2 separate regions of the Homo sapiens genome follow, and region 1 is linked to region 2. Evidence: chromatin loops called from intact Hi-C (ENCODE). Cell type or tissue: OCI-LY7. All regions are shown on one strand.

What was found. Hi-C counts contacts between places; a loop is a spot of excess contacts. Peaks named below come from ENCODE experiments on the same cell type or tissue, not always from the same donor. Only the 100,000 strongest peaks of a DNase experiment are listed, where the experiment ranks them.
Region 1: a loop joins it to region 2, with 2.4 times the contacts of the local background. A loop is called at or near these places in 1 of 110 quality-filtered maps.

What each region holds. Positions count from the first base shown.
Region 1 is chr6:101,008,010-101,016,009 of GRCh38, forward strand. All of the region lies in intron 3 of LOC107984041 (a long non-coding RNA gene), which reads left to right. Among named protein-coding and RNA genes, the nearest start is that of ASCC3, 130 kb to the left of the region's middle. In OCI-LY7, no CTCF peak of the experiment used is centred here; a DNase peak (open chromatin) is centred at 3,322; H3K4me3 peaks cover 2,699 bases; H3K27ac peaks cover 3,996 bases.
Region 2 is chr6:100,793,515-100,801,514 of GRCh38, forward strand. It overlaps ASCC3 (activating signal cointegrator 1 complex subunit 3), which reads right to left. Exons shown (of 42, transcript NM_006828.4): 6 at 6,786-6,990; 7 at 5,917-6,058; 8 at 5,199-5,324. Among named protein-coding and RNA genes, the nearest start is that of ASCC3, 84 kb to the right of the region's middle. In OCI-LY7, a CTCF peak has its summit at 3,083; a DNase peak (open chromatin) is centred at 3,107; H3K27ac peaks cover 566 bases.

The sequences.
Region 1 (8,000 bases), 210 kb after region 2:
GAACAGGGGCTTGCACAAATTACGTGCATAATAAGGTTTGCTGATGATAGTGTAGGTCACTCATACAACTTATTTAACTTGCAAGTATCTTTAAAAATAATGTATTTCTTTCATTGATCCTGTAATTCTTATTTTGAATATGTAAATGTACTCTTCAGAAAACTGGAAAAAAATCCCAGTAGTTTTATTCTTACATGGTGATTATATATTAATACTAAAACTCCAAATTTATCTATACTAAGTAAAACTTATCCATTGCACAGGAAATGAATGATTTCGTACTTTTTGAGAAGTTCTGAGAACTCAGCAAGCGTTGAACTAAATGGTATGATGGAATATGGATGATTATCTCCAGCTGTGAAATATCTGTTCCAATCCCAGGGTATCAGGACCCTTTAAAAAGAAGAAGAGATGCATGAGCTTAACTGTTGGTTCCTCATTATTATATGAAATTCTATAAGATGTGGATTGGAAGTTTACACGATTGCATTTGGAAGCAGTTTGGTGAAATTTATCTATGATGCATTTCAGTGGTTCAGTTGTTAGCCTCATCTATCCTGTTTACAAGAGTACATTTGGAAGCAGTTCATTTGGTGAAATTTATCTAGGATGTGTTTTGGTGGTTCAGTTCTTAGCCTCATATATCCTGCTGTGTCCTACAAAATGCACATTGGGAATTTAAAGTCTGTTTAACATTCTGCTTTTAGAGTACGTGAGCCACATCACTTGAACTGTGAATGACCATTTGGTGGTCTTTTAATTCCTGAGGATACTTCGTTCCTTTGAAATAAGAAACAATCTTTAAGAGGATAATTTCTTTGAGAAATAGTAGTAAGTGCACATGGTAGTAGTTTTCTATCATTCTGCTTCCTAAATGATTACCCTTAAAACCGATCATAAATCCTACCTAAGTGAGGGCAATGAGAAATAGCTCAGGAAGCTGATCAGGAAGGTGACTTTGGGAGTATGTGAGTTAACTGGGTGGTGCCAACATAGCATTACCACAAAGCACTCATCAGGTATTAGTATATGGACTATGAGAAAATTTTTCCTTATTTTTCAAAAGTGACTAACATCTAAGAAAAAAAGAGTATGAAATAAATTCCTGTCTTGAGAAAGCTGCTCTCTGATAGTCACATCTTCAAATAATTCTATAGTCATAGTTTCATTTGGGAAATCAACATTTGATAATAAAAGTTCTATCAATGGCTGAATAAATGGAATGTTGTATAAGAGGAAAAGAAGCCCTGGGATCTTCAAATGCTTTATATTAAAGTTTACTTGGTGGCACATTTATGTGCAGCATTTTATAGTACTTTATGAAGCTGTATCCTCCAGTCATCTTGGTTTTAAGGAACTGAGGAAAATTTTACTAATTTCTCTAGACCTTGAGTAGCAATTGTAGAAGATTAATTTATTCACTACCTTTATGATAATACAGCATAAGATTCAGAACACTGGCTATGAAGTTAGGCTGCCTAGGTTTGAATCTTTATTATGTTTTTATTAGCTATATGACCTTATTAGGCATTTGCAAGTCACATAATCTCTTCTGTCACCCTATCTGTAAAATAAAGATATAATCAGTGGCTATTTCATAAAGTTTATCAAGGTTAAATGAGGATAAAGCATATAAGTAAAATTCTCGGGATAGTGTTTGGCATACAATAAGTGTTCAAACACGTAGGACACTCCTTTCAAGCCAAGGAGCATGAAAATGATCAAGGTGCAAAGAGAGTAAGGAAGGCACCCTTTGGGATTTGTATTTCCCTTTGCTTCTCTCTTGCTCATCAATAGTTTAGGGAGCTTCTCAGGAAGCCACAGCAGATATTACCAGAGATGTCATATAGAGCTGAAAGTGTATTCAGAAAAACCACAGTGCTGCTTTTGTGTGTCAGTAACCAAAAATGCAACACTGCGATTGTCTGCACAAAAATAGGTAATGTCAGGTAGGCTTCTCAGTAGTTAAATGATACAGTTAGAAGAACTGTTGAACATACTTTTCACAAAATGGAAAAAAACTTCATACAAGATCTAGCGGAGCTAAAATTTAAATAACCAGCTCGAGTTATGTGCTTCTAAATATAGCTCTGTTTCTCATTATCTGCATGGCTCATCTTCCAGCATGAAGATTAGCATGTGCTTATATCCATAAAATTGGCAGGTATTTAATTTACGGTAACTGGGTTTTTAAATTTAAATGTTAGATTTAATAGGCTAGATAAAATGTAACAATTATGTATGAAAAAATTAACTGAGTCTGTTGTAATTCATTCAAGTAATGCTCACAATACAGGATAAATGGGAAGTAAATCTTTTAGAATCTGCCACTTTACCTTTTTTAGTAGTTGCACAGTTCTTCCGCACAGTTTTATGGCATAGTCCTTATTTAACAGACATACATATTTAAGCAACTTATGTAGAATATATCATAGGAAATAATTGAAAATCTAAGTTATGATGGGTGTTGAGATCTATCCTGTTTTGTTCCTTAAATACCAGAAAAGTATAATCAATTAATTCTTTAGACAAATCTTAAAAGGGTACTTCTTAACTCAAACCCATATTGTTAAACTTTGGCTTCTCTCCTACAAAACTACTAAGCAAAAAACAAACTCACTTTAAAAAATTGCTATAACAGATGCTTTTGGTGCCTGACATGGTTTGGATCTTCGTCCCCGCCCAAACTGCATGTTGAATTACAATCTGCGATGTTGGAGGTGGGGCCTGGTGGGAGGTGATTGGATCATGGTGGTGGTTTCTCATGAATGGGTTGGTACCATCCCTTTGGTACTGTACCTGTGATAGAGTTCTCACAAGATCTAGTTGTTTAGAAGTATGTAGCATCTCCTTCTTCTCTCTCAGTCCTGCTCCTGCTTTGCTTTTGGCCATGAGTAAAAACTCCCTGAGGCCTCCCCAGAAGAAGACGCTGCCACACTTCCTGTACAGCCTGTGGAACTGTGAGCAAATTAAACCTCTTTTCTTTATTCTAAGATGTTTCCTAGAATAAAGAATTCTAAGATTTTTTCAAGCTCCTGGCTCCTGGTATACACACTCTATCTCACAATTATTTAATCAAACACTAACCTAGGTGCTGCTGTGAAGAGATTTTTCAGATGGAATTAAAGTCCTAATCTTTTCACCTTAAGATAGGAACACTATCTGACCTAATGGCATGAACCCTTTAAAATCAGAGTTTTTTTTCCATCGCTGGCAGAAGAAGAAGTCATCAAGATTCATCCTTACTGGCCTAAAAGAAAGCAAACATCCGTTTTGTGAACTGCCTGGGGCCCTGGGAGGTGCAGGTGGGGAGAGGGCACCTGGCAAGGAAATGTGGGCAGTCTCAGTGGGAACTGAGAGCAGAACTGAAAGTGAAACTTGAGTCCTACAGCTATAGGATGAATTCTGCTAATAACCAATAAGCTTGGAAGGGAACCCTGAATCCAGCTGAGAATGACAGTCCTGGCCAACACCTTCATTTTAGTCCAGTGAGACCCTGAGCAGAGAATCTATGCCACACCTGAACTTCTGACCTTCAGAAACTGAGCTAAAAAATGGGTATTTTTTTAAAGCTGCTGCCTGTGGTAATTTATTGTGCAGCAATAAAAAACTAATGCACTAATGTTCAACTGTTGCTAATAGTTCTGTGTGAGCTCAGACTCACCTCATACCAGCATCATCCTACCTTAAAGATTCACTATGTGTCCATCCTCTTTCTACCCCAGGGTCTTCTCCAATGAGTAGAAGCTTCTTTGGCCCTGTGCAGTCACAGCTTGGAAGTATAAGGGACTTGATACTCTACACCACTAATCCAATGGAGGGTAAAGTCAGTAGATGAAAGTTCCAGCCTAGTGCTCTTTGAGTGGACAATTCCACATGTTTCACAGAAGTGCTGGTAGAACTGAGCCTTGATTCCTAGAGCAGTGACCTCAACTGCTCACCATCTCAACATTTTATTAACTTATCCTTCTTGTCTCATTTTCTTTCTACAATAAACTTTCCTGCATGCAAGTTCTTCTCTCAGATTCTGTTTTCAGGGAAATCCAAACTAAGAGAGTTGCAAGCCTTTTAAATGAACTAGATAAGAAGCAAGCAAATCTTCCCCTCCTTGAGTGCTACATCTCTTGCGATTATTACCAAGAGATGCAGTATCGAAGATAAAAAGAAAATGTCTCTTCAGCAAATCATAAGAAGAAAATAATACTTTCAGATTGAAAGAGTCAAAATTAGATGATGGTGTGAAGTATATTCTGAAAAATTCTTGAATCAGCATGTGTTATCACTTCTGTCAACTCCCAAAACAATGATCATTACAATTTCTTTCATGTGAAGAACGCTTCATATTTATAAAGTACACTCATGTGTATTATTATTTTTTATTCCCACAACAATCTAGATTATGCTTTTAGTATTAAAATTATCTTCGGATATTCTATAGCTTGAAGGGGGTTAAAAATTATTTTTGAGCAATAGATATTATGTAGTTGTTAATTTGAAATTTTCTTCTTATGATTTAATAATGTCTTCCAAAGAATATCATTTAAGCCCTTCTTCATTTTACAACTGTTACATGTTTTGATACAGGTAAATTTTTTGTTATCTAGTCTGCCGATTCAATGATGGTTAAAAATTCTTTCAATATATGGAAGAAACACATAACTTAGTGGAGAGTTATAACTTATTTCTCTTTTTGTTTACAGCCTCTTTATTTAGTATTTGTCTCATGTCTTCACTTACTAATACTCATTAATGTTCAAGAAATTAGCAGTTTTCATGATATTTCTGTTTGGAATAGTGAGATTCTTGAGAACTGTGATTTTTTTGAGCATTTGAAAAACTATTTATTGAATAAGTAATACATTCACATAGGTCACAATTCTAAAGGAACAAAACAGCCTACAATACTGTTAATGCTATATGAAAACTGTGAGTTTTAAACAATTCCTGGGCCCTAAATTCTCTGCATTGTGAAACTTTGCTATTATTTCCAAGATAAATTCTGGCTGATTATATTCTGGGAAAGTGGTCTAACAGAACCCAGGAAATCTCTTTGGGAAAATTAGACATTCTCTGGAAGGTCCTTTCTGTCTCTATGTTATGTTCTCTGAATTTCTACTGCTTAGTTCTTTGCTAGTTCTTTTTTTTTTTTTTTTTTTTAATTTGACAGTCATTTCCTGCTGCTTTTTCGAATCTCAAAGAGTAGTCCTCTGTTTGAGGTATCACAGTTGGTTGTTACAGAAAAAGTTTTTTTATGTTACAATTGGAAGATTATGACTTCAGGAAGGTGAAAGTAGCAAAGGAAATAGAATCCAAACCAAAATCTTTAATGGAAAAAAATAGAAGAAAACATGTAGAATTGGTCTCAAGTTTTCTATTATGTTTTAAAATTTCCCCATAAGCCATCATAACTCTTCAGAGGCATATTAAAATAGATGGCTTAAGGTGAACTCTTTTACCCTTACTATATTTTTATTTTTACCAATTCTAAGTTATTTTTTCCCAACTCCTTTCTGATGATCTAACTTTCAGTAGTGCTAACAAAGATGATATTGTTTTGTATTTTTGCTTTAAAAAATTAAGCAACCCATACCTATATATATATTCATAATTGCCTTAGACAGTTGAAGGTGAAATTTTGGAGATCTTCATAGTTAATCTAGTGGCAATTCCTTTTCTCACTTACGCATTTATAAGCCAGTGTTTTCTAAAACTAGAACTATGACTACTGTGTTCCCAGGCAGCCAGCAGTTACCATGCCTCATAATTGACTGATCATACTCCTGGAAAAGCCCTTGTCAGAGCCTGAAGCCTTATGGCCTTAATCCTACATCTCACTAATTAATGAATCATGTTCATTCTCAGGTCTGTTATTTCTTAGCACGTGATCATTTTCTCATAGTCTGTGATTGATTTGGCTTCCTAAATCATTTAATGTTAGAATTTCCACCCTTGTTTGTATGATATTGTACATGTCTTTATGCTCACACAAATTATTCATACAGCCAGATTTAGATTGATGATTCAACATACATCATTGTGGTCATCAATCAGTGTTCTTATACAAACCTAATTTATTACTTTGAATAGTCTTCCTATGAAGACATGGAAAATAGTCTTCATGTCTCTCTACAAGGAATAATTACCAAAGTTGATCTGTACTTCTGAGGACTGTGGTAATGTGATAGTCACTGAAATGGATAGGGGGCAAGGGTCAAACTTAATCTGATAATTGTAAATAGCATCATTAAAACCTTAAATATATATCACCACATTAAAATGGGCCTAAATTATTAGGGAGCCATAATTCCTTAGACAGCCTACTTTAAAAAGGTAATGAAATTAGAGGCGCCTTCCCTTAGAATGTTGGATTTGGGTTGGGGGAATATTTGGAAAGAGTCCAGAAATTTATTTATAACATATACATTTCTCATCGACATTCTTTTTCTCTGCAAAAGACATTATCTACTAACATGATTTAACACAAACAAATAAAGAACGTTCACACTTCTAGACCAGATTACTTCAATATCTTGACATTTCTTTTAAAATTTGCAGCGGTAATTACAGCTTTGTCAGCTAAGTAATCAATTAGGTAAAAGTTTAAGTGCAAAGTTTTATCTGACATGAGAAGATTAATGTGTGCTTTGCTAATAACTACGTTTAGTAGGATGGATCTCTTTAGTAGTTCTATTTGTCTACTGTGCAAATTCATCATTACATTTCCCAATTACCTCAGATATTGCTGTCATTGTTTTTTTCTCTAGAGGTGTTAATGCTTTAGTTCTTGGCATTAATTATATTGGAAATTACTTTATAAAAGAAATATGAAAAAGAGTTTTTTACTTAGAAATAGCAACAGAGGTTGGGTGCTGTTGCTCAGTCATACCTGTAATTCCAGCACTTTCGGAGGCCAAGATGGTAGGATCACTTGAGGTCAGGAGTTTGAGGCCAGTCTGGGTGACATAGTGAGACCCTGGCTCTCCAAAAAAAAATAAAATAAAATAACAATAATAAATAAATAAATAAATAAATAAATAGAATAAAAGAAAGAAAGAAGTAGCAACAGAATTTGGTGTTTCAGTGAACATCTTTTTCCTAGCCCAAACCAGTTCTCTTACCCAAAGTTTTGGAAAAACGAACAAACATATTTTTGTCATATCTTGTTAAGCAGATAGAAAACTATTCACTATAATTCCACAAATATTTAGTGAACGTTTGCTATGCACCATGTATATTGCTAAGTTGCATGGGTGCAAATGGATACAATATGGTCCTTTTTCTCAGTTTTCTCAAAAAGGGGAAAAGGGAAAGGTACACAACTAAATATACTATGATAAAGACATTGACAAAGTGGTTTTGAAGCTCGGAGGAGTGGGCATTTACTTCTATCTATAATATTTCTATCTAGTCTTCCTTGGGTATGTTAGATTTTTAACCGGGTCTTGAAGGATGAGTATGAGTTAGTCAGATGGAGAAAGAGGAAAAGCTTTGCCAGGCAGAAAAAATAGCATTTATAAAGCAAGTATGGTAGTTTTCAAAAAAGGAAATTATAGAGAAAGGATAACTGTATTAGAGGAGCCCATTTCCATCCTGCTAAAATCCTTACATGTCCAACAAGATAAATGGGGTAAGCAAATAACTCAAATAACCTTTGACAGCATTATCAACATAATACTGAAATTAATCTTAACCCAGCTCACTCCCCATCTGGACACCAAACTCACAGGCAATTGTGCAATAGGCAGATCATGGACTTTGAGACCATATAGATTTTTTTTTTCAAAATGTAGATTTATCGCTTGCTAGTTGGATAGGCTTGAGAAATCTGGACTTCTGTGTCACAAAAGTTTCAATCTATAATATGAGGATAACTACAACTTTATAGGGTTATTGTGAAGGTGTAAAAAGCAATATGTAAAGATCTTGGAACATTTTATGTACTCTATATATGTTGGCTTCCATTTCCTTTTCTGTTCTTGAATGCCCGTGCAAAGCAGAAA
Region 2 (8,000 bases):
AACAAATTATGAAGTTTGAAACTGAAAATTTAATTTACCATTTTTTTTAATTTACAGACATCATAGCAAAGATGATTTCATAAATTTCATGAGGAAGGAAACACAAATGTGGCACAAATTAAATGGAGCAAAAATTAAATTTCTAATTTAATTTGGCAAGTACTAAATTTCCTTAATACAAGCCTAGCCTCACCTGGCAATTTGAATCATGTGTTGCAGAAAGGTTAAGTAACTTGCCTAAAGGTTAAGTAACTTGCCTAAAGTCTGGCAGATAGAATGTGGGATAGTGAAGACTGAAACTCAGCCTACATTCAGGGGTCTTGCTCCTAACTAACACTTGCTCCTAACTAACACTGTATGCTGAACATGCACAAAAGTTTTTCCTATTTCCTATTCCTCACCTTAGTAAATGGCACTATCACTCACCAACACTGCTCAAAACAAAAAGCCTATATCTCATTCTAAATTCTTCTCTCTGCCTCATCCCCTCCTATTTAATCAGTCATCAGGTCTTACATACACTAGCAGCTAAATTTCTCTCAGTTGTCCCCTGTATATATAGGCTGCCCCTTTCTTAATTTAGGCTTGCAGCTTTTCTTCCTTGAATTATTGCAGCAGCTCTACTCTAGACCTTCAACTTTGTGTTGCAGCCAGAGTAATTCCTTTAAGTGAAAACACCTGATCATTTACTTTCCTATTTTTAAGAAGTAATATTTCCCACAATATTGAGTGTAAACCTCTTAGCATGGTTTTCAAAGCCCTTCATGTGCAGGCAATTGTCTTTTTCCAGTCTCATTTCCTGGCACTCTCCACATATGGCCTACATGCTAATAAGACTGAAGTGCTTGATGTCCAAAGGTAACAGCAATTTCATGCAACATCCTTTGTGTGGCATACACCACCACCTGCTTTGTCTATCTGGCAAAAGTGTATGCTTTCATATCCTTCATGAAAGCTTCTTCCTTGATCTCTTTAGTCTGCCTTTTCTGCTGCCATAGAACTTTGTACAACATAACCCAACTGTACCACTTATTTCCATGGAAATGGAACAGATACACTACATTGAGTAACTTAAGATCAGAGATAATATCCTATTCTTTATTTTCCCAGAACTTAGCCGAATAAGCACAGGATTCAAGAAGCTAGGCTCATAGAAAACTTAAATCTTAAATTCTTTACAATCAGATTTTATAGGACTCAATTATTGTAAATTTTAAAATGAAATATTATATGCATCTTTTATATTACTTTTCTAAATCAAGTGTTATGTTTGGGCCAGTAGTCCATTTTTGCTGAATAACACCCTACTGACTCTTAAAAAATCTAAGTCCTAACTGTGGAAATAGACAGAAGTCAACATATTTAACACCAACAAAGAAGTAAACCTGAGTTTCTCACCAAAAATATCAAAGACATGGTTCTGTCTTAGCATCTTTCTCATCCTACTTTTAAGGGTAATAATAGCACTCTCCTTTCCTTTGGGAAACTCCCCTTTGACTCCTGGTGGCTCATGGGGAGCTGATAATGAGGATATACAAGTGAGTAGCCATGTGTCAGTAAGAACGCCATTCACATCACATCACAGGGAAAGGAATTGGTTCAGAAATGAACTGGTGACCTAAGTCAGGAAAATCAGAGTTCATCCTAGGAGGTTTTTTTGTTTTCCTGGCAGAACTGGTTGGAAAAAAAAAACCCATTGCTTCTGGGATTATAGTATGGGGAAACGGTCATGTTTGCTGCTTCTGCTGTCACACATTTTTCCCTGGTTATATGGAGAAAGCCTATCTGGGAATCAGGGGATGAAAAATAATAAGAGAAACACAAAAGGGGGTGGGTAAGAGAAAGCAGGAAAAGAGGGGAGGAAAAAGAAAAAAAGGAAATGGAGATAAAGAAAAAGAGACAAAGAGGAGAAAAAAATCTGATGATAACATTTGAGCCTATATGCCAAGCTGGGCACATAGGCAGCTTTACTTCTGGACAATCCAGGTAGAAAAGCCATAAATTGTCACCCTTGCTTGCTTTGACTTAGATTTCTAAGAGTTCCAACTGAGTGACTCCTGACTAATCAAGAGATGCATCTACATTTTTTACATTGCTCCCTTTCCAAGAAAGTACAAAATCCATTTAATGACATTAATGGTATTTTTGCATGTACTAGAATTTTTAAATTCTCCTTAAGTTTTTAATCAAATTACAGAAGTTATTAAACTTATCCAACGTGACAGTCAGTAAAAGGACATAAAAGCATCTTAGGACAGTTAGGAATAGCATGCAATTATGATCTCAGTGAAAAACGACAGACCTTCATCTTCAATAGCACTTTCTCTGACACATAAAAGATCCTACCTGGTACAAAAAAGATCCAAGACAAAAGAAACATCTACTAAACTATCTGACATTCTGTTAATGTCTATTTTTTCTCCCAATGTCTGTATTATTACTCAAGCTTATGATGTCTGGCAGGATCAATATCTACAGTGATATGATAGCAAATGGTTTATTTATTTATAATGACAAATTTCACTTAAATGTATTATTCCCCAGTTATTATTAGCCATTAGAAAAGTACAAATTAAAACCACAATGAGAAATCACTACAATCAGATGGCTAAAATAAAAATACAAATAATACATAAAAATATAAGTGGCTAAAATAAAAATAAAAAACAGTGACAACACCAAATGCTGGTTAGTATGTGGAGAAACTAGACTATATCGAATTGCTCATGGCTGTGTTAAATGGTACAGTCACTCTAGAAAACGGTTTGGTAGTGTCTTAAACACCTAAGCATGCAGTTGCAATATGACCCAGCAAATGCATTCCTGGACATTTATTAAACAGAATGAAAACTTATATTCACACAAAAATCTGCATACCAGGTTTATAACAGCTTTATCTGTGTTATGGAAAGAACTATGCCCTTCAACATTTGTATGCTGAAGCCCTTACCCCTCAATGTGACTGTTTTAAAGACAGGACTTTTAGGGAGGTAATTACGGTTAAATGAAGTCATGAGGGTGGAGTCCTAACCTGATAGGGCTGGTGAACCTGAAAAAAGAGGAAGAAACACCAGAGGTCTCTCTTCATACACACATAGAGAAGAGGCTATGTGCAAACACAGGAAGAAGGCAGAAGTAACTACCTGCAAGCCAGGAAGAAATCCTCACCAGAAACAAAATCTGCTAGCACCACCTGATCTGTGACTTTCAGCCTCCAGAGCTGTGAGAAAAGCAGTTTCTGCTCTTTAAGCCACCTGGTCTGTGGTCTTTTGTTATGGCAGACGAATATAGTTTCACCAAAAACTATCAATAAAATAAATGTCCTTCAGTAGGTGAATAGTTTAAAACAAAAACAAAAACAAAACTGTGGTCATCTACATCACGTGTGGTAGGCAGAATAATGATGCCCCCCAAAAATCTCCACATCCTAATCCTCAGGTCTGTGAATATATTAGATTACATAAGATATGCACATTAAGGTGGCAGAGGGAATTAACCTACTCAGAAAAACTCTTTTACTCCAAGAATCCAAATAAAAATGGAACAAAGTACTTATTTAGAAATAAGTATGATAGAAAAGTTTAAAAGCCTGTTTCATTCATTATTAATTTAAATAAATGTCAATGATGTTTTTTTAAAAATGTAAAGATTTAGACCGGGTGCGGTGGCTCATGCCTGTAATCTCAGCACTTTGGGAGGCCGAGGCGGGTGGATCACTTGATGTCAGGAGTTCAAGACCAGCCTGGCCAACATGGCAAAACCCTGTCTCTACCAAAAATACAAAAATTAGCTGGGCACAGTGGTGCATGCCTGTAATCCCAGCTACTTGGGAGGCTGAGGCAGGAGAATTGCTTGAACCCTTGAACCCAGGAGGCAGAGGTTGCGGTGAGCCGAGAGTTCACACCATTGCATTCCAGCCTGGGCAACAAGAGTGAAACTCGTTCTCAAAAAAAAAAAAAAAATGAAAAAAAAAAAAAACTTAAAATTAAATATTTAATACATAAAATAAAACTTAATAAATCTTAATGATGATATTGCTTATAATGATTGATAAGGTTTATAACAATTGTATTATAATTGTTTAGTTTTATTGGCTGTCAGTCCTGGCTGTATTGTAGAATCACCCATAGAGCTTCAAAAAATCATTCCCAAAATATTGATACGTGGACCTCTTCGAAGAGATTAGGACTTAAATAGTAGCGAGGCACTTGGATTATAAAAATGTTCTATGAGTACTTCTGATATACAAGATATAACTAGAATTTTATTCTACTCTAAGAACTTATTGTAAAAGACAACTTAAAACTATAAGTTATTTCAGAATAAAGGCATAAAATGGAATAGTATGTAGTGATAAACTGATGCTGCAGAAATATGTTTACTGACACAGAAAGACACATGTAACTATATATACACACACAAAACAGTGTGTATGATGTAATTCCATTTTGTAAAAGAAAATACATATGGACACATACATATAGAATGAAGTTCATTTTGGTTGGCTGTGAGTATTCTTTATGATGCTTTATGCTGCTGTTTTTGCTTGCCTGTATTATTTGTTATTTCTGAATGATTCTATAGAACATACATGAAAAACCACAGCAACTTAATTTTGATATGGAAAAGATTAACTTTCAATAATATGAATACTTTAACCTAAACTAAGGAATATTATATTTTGAAATAGAGCAAATGTGCCAAAATTTTAACAAATGGTGAATCCAAGCAAAGGATATAAAGATAGTAATATTCATGCCAATTTTCCACAGGCAAACATTATTCAAAATTTAAAAATTTAGAAAAAATAAATTCTTAAAACTACTTTAGAATTTGCCACCCCCTCAATGTATTCTATTTTATTATAGGTTGATCATTTGATATAATCAAATACAATAAATAAATCCTTTAACATTTTATTTAAATCAGTTTGCATAAGTTAAACCAAAATCTTAGCTGAAAAAAAACATGAAACATAGAAATATATGCACAAAAATACACACATTTGTTTAATGTATGAAGAAATATAGTGTATATATTTTTTAAACTCTCCTACTGTAATTCTCTAGTAACCAACTATATATGTCTGTACTGTATTTGCCAACTAATAATGTTTTAAAACAATTTTTCCAGTATAAATTCATTCATACCGCATACCAAGCCTCAAAACTATCAACTCTATAAAAGGCTCATCTCACCTCATCTAAGTCTTGGATATAAACTGGCTTTTCCTCAAAGCTGAGTGGCATTGGTTCGCTGTAGGGAATCCTTACTTCTTCATAAAGCTTGTTATTCTCTCTTTGGATTCCTTCTGGCAAAATCATCTATAAACATCAACAATAAAAATCCAATAATAATAAAAAATAAAACACTTGCTCTGGTAAATATTCTTTAGAGAGAGACAGAAAACACTACTGGTTTTATAACAAAGCACTGGTAAATAAACTTAGCTAATTTAAAAGAAAACAAACTTAAATAAAACAAAAACAAATGCAAAAAACCACTCACACAAAGCATTAACATATCAGGTATTTTATATAACACACAGGCCACAGTATGTTGACAAATCTTAAAGTATACACTAATTAGATGGTATACCTGAATACAAATGTATTCATATAATTAGGAAAATGTACAGCATACAGTATAAAGTTTAGCCTAGCAGCAATGCAACTGATAAAACTCAAAAATACAAATTGCAAAAACAATGAAAAGGAGGGAAACATATATGTTCTGAATATCTACTATATGTCAGGAGCTTTACATACACCACATTATGTCATTTTCCCCAATACTTTAAAATAAAATTTAGCATAGTCAACTAGTGTTAGACTCACGAAGGAACAGGGAAAATCCACACATCATTTCTTTAGAATAGACATATTATTGAACAGTAGTTATATAACAATGACATACCTTTGCACCAGCAATAAATGCTGATGTTTTCATGGCTTCAGCCTGGGAATCATACACATGGGGATAATGTATTTTTTCAACGTCTGCATCTCTCTGCCTGCTCAGAATTGGAACACTTCTAGCATTCAGAAGTGCCTGTTCTCTGTAAACATAAAAATAGGCCTAATTTGAAATGTTTATCTTGAAAGGTAATGCATACACCAAAACAAGGCAATTATAAAAGATATTGGGAGCTAGCCTTCCACCATAAAAAAGAAATTAAACTACACAAAGGAAGATTTTAGGAATCCTGAAATTTTCTGAGTGACAAAATAGGATTCAGTACATTTTTAGATATTATTTATAGATAACACCACTTGGTAAGTTTGATTTAATGTTCTTTCCAATTTTGCTTTTTCACAATTCAAATGTTTACTTATTAAGGTATACATTTCTTTTTTGAAATGTGTTTCAATCTTTAAAGAATCAAGTGCAATAATGCTTATATTTCATTTTTCTCCTTTCTACTTCTAAATAACAACAATTTTTAAAAGGTACATTGAGCACAGAAATAAAATGTATCTCAAATAAATTTATGTAAGCTATATAAATCTTAACCTAGTGGTGTGTACACAGCACCTAAAAATAGCTTAGCTCTATAATCTAAATCTCTTATCTACCTGGATGCGACCAAGAATATTCTAATTAAGCAGACAGACCATTGCTTTCTTATCCCAGAAAATTAGGTATTCATAAAACAAACTTCTATGAAGAAAACGTGACTTGAAGTAAAAATCATCTATACTGCTAAGACTAAACTAAAAAGTGATAATGATATGTAAAAGCAGCAATTACAACACAAGCATTTTTCAGCTCCTGGCTTTTATTACCTTTGTATCCGCAATTCCTTAGGATCAAAGCACATAAGTCCTTCTGAAACTTCTAAATCTTCTCCAGCCTTTTTTTCTCGTCTGGCAATTCTTTTTTCTTCACGTCGATATTGTTTCATTAACTGCTTTTCTTGTTCAGACTGAATAGTGACTTGACAACCATAATTGGGTTTAGCATTTTCTCCTAAAATTTTTTTACAATTGTCTAAGAAGCAAATTTAAGAAACACAATGTTTTATAAATCTGAATATGATTTAACCTTCATGAAAACCATTTCTTTCCTCCACCCCACAACATATAATGCTCTTACAATTCATTTTTTAAAGCTGGCAAATTCAATTATATGTTTTAAGGTGAGTTTTTAAAAATCACAGTATCTAAATAAAATTACACGGTGGTTTAAGAAAAGTCAGCAGTATTTTCTTCCTACAGACTAAACAGTTCAATGTCACTGACATTATAAATTCTTACATATAACATTAGGAACCTAAAAATTCAATTTTATCATTTGAAATAATTTGTTTATATAATTTTAATAAATATAATAATTATCGATAATAATTAGCATTTACTGTTAATATAGTAATGAAATAAACTCTTTCCCTATTAGACATAAATTTTTACTATGTAATAGACCTTATGCGGTTAAGTTGCACATATGTTACTACTTAGTTATTTATAGATTACATAAAATTTATTAGCAGTAGTTCAAGACATATTTGAGACAATAACTAAAGCAAATAAAGCAAAAGTATGGTCCACCTTTTTACGGAAACACAGTTTTTTAAAAAATGGAAAAACCAAGTGAATTAAATCTCAATGTTTACTAAGTACACTTTAGGTCTGTGGTTTGGTCAACTCAATATTGAGAAAAAAATGTTCTTCCAACAGGATTACCTTCTGTGTTTGTTTAAATCTTTACAAGCAACAGTATCTTCACTTACTGAAACTCTAAAGAAACTAGAAGGAATGTAGTTGAAAGTAATCCAAGTCAATAAACATTTACTGTATTGAGGTCCTACTCAGTTCTAGCCACTGCAGCTAGGCTAGGAGGACAATGAAGAATGAGATTTGGTCCATACTCTGACAAAGCACAGTGCAAATTATTTTATCAAATTCCAATATCCAATGCAGAAGAGAGAAGGAATTAAAAATAGCATCAAGATGGGAAAATTAGCTTTCTAATTCATTCTAAGTCAAATCTTCACAATTCTC